Linked DNA regions of Homo sapiens: region 2 is linked to region 1. Evidence: chromatin contacts called from ENCODE Hi-C or POLR2A ChIA-PET data. All regions are on one chromosome and are shown on one strand. Each heading gives the region's core, a stretch centred on a gene start or an enhancer-like site at or near the end of the contact. The rest is flanking DNA. Distances are from core to core; before and after follow the strand shown.

Region 1 (3,862 bases), core at 123-2,622:
GCGTCAGAGGCGCACGGGGGCGACGGCCAGGCAGGAGGTGGGGGGTCGGCGAGCGCATCTCCGGGCGCGGAGCGCCCTCTGCCGGCGTCGAGGAGCAGCGCGCCGGGGTCCGGGATCCCCAGCGAGCCCTCCCGCGTCGCCCGCGCTGTGCCCCTCGCCGCGGTCGCCGTTTCCTAGAACAGCTGCACCTGCAGCCTTCCACCCTGTCCCGTCCTGCACACTTTCTCGGCTTTTACTGTGATTTATTTTTGGCTTTTGCCACCACCTACCACTACGACCTGTTTGTTTTTAAATTTTATTTATTTTTTTGTTTGAGACAGAGTCTTGCTCAGTCGCCCAGGCTGGAGTGCAGTGGCGCGATCTCGGCTCACTGCAACCTCCCCCCCCCCCCCCCGCCCGGGTTCGAGCTATTCTCCTGCCTCAGCCTCCCGAGTAGCTGGGATTACAGGCGCCCACCACCATGCTCGGCTAATTTTTGTATATTTAGTAGAGACGAGGTTTCGCCATGTTGACCAGGCTGGTTTCAAACTCCTGACCTCAGGTGATCCGCCTGCCTCGCCCTCCAGATCGGATAAAGTGCTGGAATTACAGGCGTGAGCCACCGCGCCCGGCCTGACCTGCTTATTAATGATCTCAAATGTCTGCTAAATAACCCCCGGCCCCAGAGTGGGATTCTCACTCTGTTGCCCAGGCTAGGCAGTGGCGCAATGATAGCTCACTGCAGCCTCAATCTCCTTAGGCCCAAGCGATGCTCCCGCCTCAGCCTCCCCAGTAGCTGGGACCACAGGCGTGCATCACCACGCCCGGCTAATTTTGATTATTTGTAGAGACGGGGTCTCCCTCTGTTGCCCAGACTGGTCTCCATCTCCTGGGGTCAAGTGATTCTCCTGCCTTGGCCTCTCAAGGTGCTGGGATTACAGGTTGGAGCCACCACACCTGGCCCAGAGCCGGAAACTTGATGTTTTCTTGATGTCTATCCAGGGCCCTGCATCCAATGAGCGCCCCAAAAATCTTTTTTTTTTTTTTTGTACAGACGGGTCGGGGGTGGGGGCGATCTACACTATTGCCCAGGCTGGTTTCCAGCTCCTGGCCTCAAGTGATCCTCTGGCCTCAGCCTCCTAAAGCGCTGGTATTACAGTCGTGAGCCACCACGCAGCCGAATCTTGAATTTCACTGAAGTTCGTTTTACTCCACCTCCCAGGACGGTTTCACCGCCCTTATCTGACCACCCCCTGGTTCTGCCGCAGCCCGGGCCGGAACAAAACTGCAACCCCCAGAATACCTCACGACGGGGCACTGCGTCGTCAACGTCGCGTGCGCCCTGCCGGGAGTCGTAGTTCGCGCTTGCGCTCTCGCCGGGACTCCTCCTCCCAGACGTCCCTGCGCGTCGTCCTCCTCGCCCTCCAGGCCGCCCGCGCCGCGCCGGAGTCCGCTGTCCGCCAGCTACCCGCTTCCTGCCGCCCGCCGCTGCCATGCTGCCCGCCGCGCTGCTCCGCCGCCCGGGACTTGGCCGCCTCGTCCGCCACGCCCGTGCCTATGCCGAGGCCGCCGCCGCCCCGGCTGCCGCCTCTGGCCCCAACCAGATGTCCTTCACCTTCGCCTCTCCCACGCAGGTTCGGGCGCTGCGGGTCGGGACCCTCCGTGGCCGCCGCCCCCGGAGTCCAGGGTCCCCACCCCCAGGGCGCGACCCCCGCTTCCGGGCCCCCGGACCCGCGCGCCCCGGAAGCCGAGGCTACTCAGCCCTGGACCCTCGGCCCTGCCTCTGCTGCCCGAGCCCTGCGCTGCCCTCGTCCCGGGCACCTCCCCGAGATAAGCGTCTCCTGGGTGCCCTCCCCGATCTCCCTGGCCAAAGCCTGGGTGTCGCCGGATCGTTGCATTCCCATTTCGCGGATCAGTAGAATGAGGCGCAACTGTTGAGGACCAAAGCTGCAACTTCGGATCCCTGCGCTGGGTTGTCTCAGTGCCTCACATCAGCGCCAGGTCCTGCCCTGACCCATTACTTAGCAGGACAGGCCGAGTGCCCGGTGGGCGCGGGGCCGGCCTGCCCCGCCATCATTCCCCACGCTGTTGTCTGCAGGTGTTCTTCAACGGTGCCAACGTCCGGCAGGTGGACGTGCCCACGCTGACCGGAGCCTTCGGCATCCTGGCGGCCCACGTGCCCACGCTGCAGGTCCTGCGGCCGGGGCTGGTCGTGGTGCATGCAGAGGACGGCACCACCTCCAAATACTTTGGTGAGTCCGGTGGAGGGCTGCAGGGCCAGGCCAGGCTGGGGCTCCACATCCCAGGTCAGTCTCCGTCTCAGTTGAGGCTGCGAGAAAAAATAGTTTTAGGCCGGGCACGGTGGCTCAAGCCTGTAATCCCAGCACTTTGGGAGGCCGAGGCAGGTGGATCACCTGAGGTCAGAAGTTCGGAGACCAGCCTGGCCAACATGATGTAACCCCGTCTCTTCTAAAAATACAGAAAACTGGCCGGGTGCGGTGGCTCCCGCCTGTAATCCCAGCACTTTGGGAGGCCGAGGCGGGGGGATCACGAGGTCAGGAGATCGAGACCATCCTGGCTAACACGGTGAAACCCCGTCTCTACTAAAAATACAAAAAATTAGCCAGGCGTGGTGGCGGGTGCCTGTAGTCCCAGCTAGTCAGGAGGCTGAGGAGATTGTGCCACTGCACTCCAGCCTGGGCAACAAGAGTGAAACTCCATCTCAAATAAGAAAAATACAGTTTTAGCAGGTTTGTCCACTGAGGAGCCTGGGCTGGCCGGTGATGAAAGCGAACCAGAGGGGACCCTGCTCTCAGCCGGTTTATGACTGGCTCTGGACCAACCAATGTAGGATGGTCGAAGCAAGAGATGTAAAACCACCCAGGCCCAGTGGTTCATGCCTGTAATCTCAGCACTTTGGGAGACTGAAGTGGGAGAATCGCTTAAGCCCAGGAGTTTGAGACTAGCCTTGGCAACATAGTGAGACCCTGTCTCTACAAAAAATAAAAAGAAACTGACCAGGCGAGGCTGGGTGCGGTGGCTCACACCTGTAATCCTAGCACTTTGGAAGGCCGGGGTGGGAGGGTCTCTTGAGCCCAGGAGTTTGAGACCAGCCTGGGCAACATAGTGAAATCCCATACTACAAAAAATTAGCTGGTTGTAGTGGTGCACACCTGTAGTCCCAGCTACTCGGGAGGCTGAAGCAAGAGGACCGCTTCAGCCGGGGAAGTCAAGGCTGCAGTGAGCCAAGATCATGCCACTGCACTTCAGCCTGAGCAACAAGAGTGAGACCCTGTGCCAAAAAAACCCCTCAAAAAACCATGTTGGGAGGGCTGATCAGATTAGGGGAGGAAGGTCATTTGTGCAGGAAAAAAAGCAGTTCTAAGCCTCACTGGTTTCCAGTGGTGGCCAGATTTGAACTCAGCTTGCCTTTGGCCCTGACCCCAGCTCAACCCATGGGTGGTGGGTCAGAGGGAGGGCCTCTGTCCCCAGGCAGTGCTTTTGGGGGTTCCTCCAGCTTCTAGTCCTTTCTTGCGGCCCCTGTTTTGTTCTTCTCTAGCAGTTGCCCGCCATGTTGGGCCCAGGGCCAGTCCTGTGGGTCTGTTTGCACACTCAGGACACAGACTTGGATGTTTGTGGAGCTCCTGGTTCACAGGGGGCTCTGGACTTGACCAGGGGAGTCCCTGAGGCTGTGCAGCCCTTTGGGGTCTCACGCCTTCCCCCCGCCCCATTCCCCCAGTGAGCAGCGGTTCCATCGCAGTGAACGCCGACTCTTCGGTGCAGTTGTTGGCCGAAGAGGCCGTGACGCTGGACATGTTGGACCTGGGGGTGAGTGTCAGAGGGGACCTGAGGCTCAGCAGGTTGGAGCTGTCCAGGCTGCGGG
Region 2 (3,855 bases), core at 1,356-3,855, 200 kb after region 1:
CTCTTGGTGGTCTCAGCAACCCCGAGGGCTTCAGGGCAGAGGCTGAGTGGCGAGCTGGGCCCATCCCTCAGTGGGTCTTGGGATGCTGTGACTTTGAGGATGTGGCCACCACCAGTTTTCTCGGGGAATGTGGGCTCCAGGCTTTTCCCATCTCAAGACCTTTAATCATATCTTTTGCCATGGAAGGTGACATATCCCCAGGTTCTGGGGATTAGGACAGGGGCATCTTTGGAAAGGGATACTCTGTCACTGTGGCAGGGAAGGCGAGACTTAAAAAGGGCCGGGCGCGGTGGCTCACGACTGTAATCCCAGCACTTTGGGAGGCCGAGGCGGGCGGATCACCTGAGGTCGGGAGTTCGAGACCAGCCTGACCAACATGGAGAAACCCCGTCTCTACTAAAAATACAAAAATTAACCGGGTGTGGTGGTGCATGCCTGTAATCCCAGCTACTTGGGAGGCTGAGGCAGAAGAATCGCTTGAACCTGGGAGGCGGAGCTTGCAGTGAGCCGAGATTGCGCCATTGCACTCCAGCCTGGGCAACAAGAGCGAAACTCCGTCTCAAAAAACAAAACAAGAAAAAAAAAGGACCATGAAGTCCCAAACTGGAAGCCTACAGCGTGCCAGGCGTGAGACTGTTCAGGCGACAGCCAGAACCACCCCCCCCCGCCCCAGTTCATATTTTGGGGACAGGGAAGGTTTGACTTAGTTTGGAGAGAACCAAGAGAAGGGGTACCCCCAACATCCCTGTGCAGTGCAGTTTCCTCACTGAGACAGTACCCCTCAACGCCTCAGCCCAGGAAGCCAGCTCCATTCCCTGCCGTCAGAGCCTTCTCCCATGTCCTCAGGAGCTGCTGCCCCAGCTCCCAGGAGGGCCAGGCGGGGGCGGCTGTCTATCCACACCACAGGTCATCATGGTGTTGAGTGTCAGCCCCTCCCGTTACATTAGCTCCCCCAGCCAAAGAGCAGCACTCACAAAATCAGCTTTCCAGCCAGGACACTCTGCTGCAGGAAAATGGGTAACATGGACGGGCCCGACACATAGGTCCTGTGCTCCTCGGGACGGAGACTCAGCCCTCCCTGAGTACAGTGTAATTGGCTTCCCTTGGGACTGTGGGGACGGCTGGGGAGAGCTCAGCTCCCTGGACAGTGCCACAGCTAAGCTCGGGTTCCCAGAGGTTTTGTGCTTTTTTTTTTTCTTTTTCTTTTTTTTTTTTTTTTTTTTTTTTGAGAAGGAGTCTCTGTCGCCCAGGCTGGAGTGCAGTGGTGCGATCTCAGCTCACTGCAACCTCCGCCTCCCGGGTTCAAGCGGTTCTCCTGCCTCAGCCTCCCAAGGAGCTGGGATTACAGGCACCCACCACCACGCCTGGCTAATTTTTTGTATTTTTAGTAGAGTTAGGGTTGGTCAGCTTGGTCTTGAACTCTTGACCTCAGGTGATCCGCCCGCCTCGGCCTCCCAAAGTGCTGGAATTACAAGCATAAGCCACCACGCCCAGCCAGGTGCCACATCCATAGTTAATAGTCACCTTCAACTTTATACTTAATTCCAGTAAGATACAGAAACATCACTCCTAGGCCAGGCGCGGTGGCTCACGCCTGTAATCCCAGCACTTTGGGAGGCCAAAGCGGGTGGATCACCTGAGGTCAGGAGTTCGAGACCAACATGGCCTGGCCAACATGGAGAAACCGTGTCTTTACTAAAAATACAAAATTAGCCGGGCACGGTAACAGGTGCCTGTAATCCCAGCTACTTGGGAGGCTGAGGCAGGAGAATCGCTTGAACCCAGGAGGCAGAGGTTGCAGTGAGCCGAGATCACACCACTGCACTCCAGCCAGGGCAACAAGAGTGAAACTCTGTCTCAAAAAAAAAAAAAAGTCACTCCTACATAGTTCTAGTTACTCCTTCTCTTTGAGCTATCATTATTCACATTACATTTACATATCTTAACAAACCCAGTGATATTCCTAACTTTATTTTTGAGGCAGGGTCTTGCTCTGTCGCCCAGGCTGGAGTGCCGTTGGCGCGATCACGGCTCACTGCAGCCTTGACCTCCTGGGCTGAAGGCTCAGCCTCCCGAGTAGCTGGGAATTTTTTGTACTTTTTATTCTTTTATGTCCGTGTGTACACAAATTTTTGTATTTTTTTGTAGAGAGGCAGTCTCACTGTGTTGTCCTTACTAACTTTATATACAAAATTTTATCTGTTAAAGCCGGAATGGTTCTTTTCAGCGAGGCCCTGTCCCTGCTCCAGTATCTGTAATGAATTCTCGTGTTCCTCCCACAGTGGGACCTGAACCGCCAAACCGCACCTACGAGCAAACGGTAGGCGCTCCATAAATACTTGTTGATGTGGGTGCCATCGTGTAGATGACGGAGCACGAACCCGAGGCTCAGACAGGGGCGGCGACTTGTCCAAAGTCCCACTCCGTGGAGGAAGCGGCTCTGCAGACCTCAGGCGGCGGCTGCTCTAATCCCTGCAGCCTGTGTTTTGCCCTCCAGACGGCAGAGGGCGCGTGTTCGCCGCCGGGAAAGCGGAAGCGCGTGTGCGCGCACGGCCGAGGGGGCGGGACATGCCGGCAGTCTCGCGATAACTGCGCAGGCGCGGACCAAAGCGATCTCTTCTGAGGATCCGGCAAGATGGTGAGTGTTGCGATTTGGCGCGTCTCTGCCGGGCCTATCCGGCTCCATCCAACCTCTGACCGTCTCGCGGGGGCCGCAGTTCGTCCCCGCGGCTACGGCGGCTTGCTCCCGACCCTGCAGGCGGCTGGATGTTGGGGCGAGGGGCGGACTTGGTGGGTGTCGGGACGACGCGGGGCTGGGAAGGCCTGTCCGGGCCTTCATGTCCGGGTCCTCGTAACCCGGAGCCGCGAGTGATCCCCGGGGACGGGTCGAAGCGGTGTGTCCCTGTCGGGCTTCTGTCCCCGGCGGCGCCGCGCGTCTTCCGCGGTGTCCTCGGGCCCGGTGGCCCCGGGAGATGGGTGTCGGGATCCCGCTGACGCCCGATCCGCGCCCGCACAGGCAGAAGTAGAGCAGAAGAAGAAGCGGACCTTCCGCAAGTTCACCTACCGCGGCGTGGACCTCGACCAGCTGCTGGACATGTCCTAGTAAGGGCGGCCGCGGGGGTCGCGGGCAGGGGCTGGGCCAGCGGTGGGGCTTGTCCGGGTGAGGGCGGCGGGGCGGGGGTCCAAGCGCCTCTGCGGCGGTGGGCGGGCACGGTCTCCGCGCGGGTTTGGAACTGAGTGTGGTCTTGCGCCCAGAAAACTGTCCAGAGACGTTGAGGTTTTTGCTTATTTGCAACCTGCCCCCCGTTGTTCACTTTTCCGCGGCTTAGTTGGAAGGTGTAGCCCCTGTCTGTAGCCCACGTGACTTAGAATAAGGGGCTGCGTTAGACTCCTTAGATTTTAAGGGCGGTGGAGGTCGCTGGGTCCTTTCCAGGCAGGGTGGTGGTGGGCATCTGGCTTGCGCTTTTATTTTTTAATTTTTGATTATTTTGAGGCGGAGTCTCATCCTGTCGCCCAGGCTGGAGTGCAATGGCTCCGTCCCAGCTCACTGCAGCCTCCCACTCCCGGGTTCAAGCGATTCTCTTGCCTCAGCCTCTCGAGTAGCTGGGATTAGAGGGCCCCCCCACCACGTCCGGCTAATTTTTGTATTTTTAGTAGAGACGAGTTTCAGTGTTGCCCAGGCTGGTCTCAAACTCCTGACCTCAGGTGATCCACCTGCCTCGGCCTCCCAAAGTGCTGGGATTACAGGCGTGAACACCGCGCCCGACCTTGATTTTTGATTATTTGTGGAAACAGCGTTTCTCTGTGTCGTCCAGGTTGGTCTTGAACTCCTGGGCTCAAGCGACCCTCCCGCCT

The links. Hi-C counts contacts between places; a loop is a spot of excess contacts on that map. ChIA-PET counts read pairs that join two places held with the same protein, here RNA polymerase II (POLR2A). Pooled maps may share reads with other maps.
Region 2: a loop to region 1 is called in a pooled map, with 5 times the contacts of the local background. The contact joins the promoter of RPS15 here to the promoter of ATP5F1D in region 1. A Hi-C loop is called at or near these places in 2 of 37 single-sample maps with no recorded cell type and 9 of 50 pooled maps. POLR2A ChIA-PET finds 5 or more read pairs at or near these places in 7 of 52 experiments (Caco-2, GM10248, H1 and 4 more).

What each region holds. Positions count from the first base shown.
Region 1 is chr19:1,240,379-1,244,240 of GRCh38, forward strand. It overlaps ATP5F1D (ATP synthase F1 subunit delta), which reads left to right and starts at 1,373. Exons shown (of 4, transcript NM_001687.5): 1 at 1,373-1,613; 2 at 2,078-2,231; 3 at 3,719-3,807. The coding sequence starts at 1,473. RefSeq lists enhancers at 1-136, 1,003-1,132, 1,173-1,242 and silencers at 1-203, 1,543-1,652.
Region 2 is chr19:1,435,791-1,439,645 of GRCh38, forward strand. It overlaps RPS15 (ribosomal protein S15), which reads left to right and starts at 2,606. Exons shown (of 4, transcript NM_001018.5): 1 at 2,606-2,638; 2 at 3,017-3,102. The coding sequence starts at 2,636. RefSeq lists enhancers at 2,351-3,221, 2,630-2,849.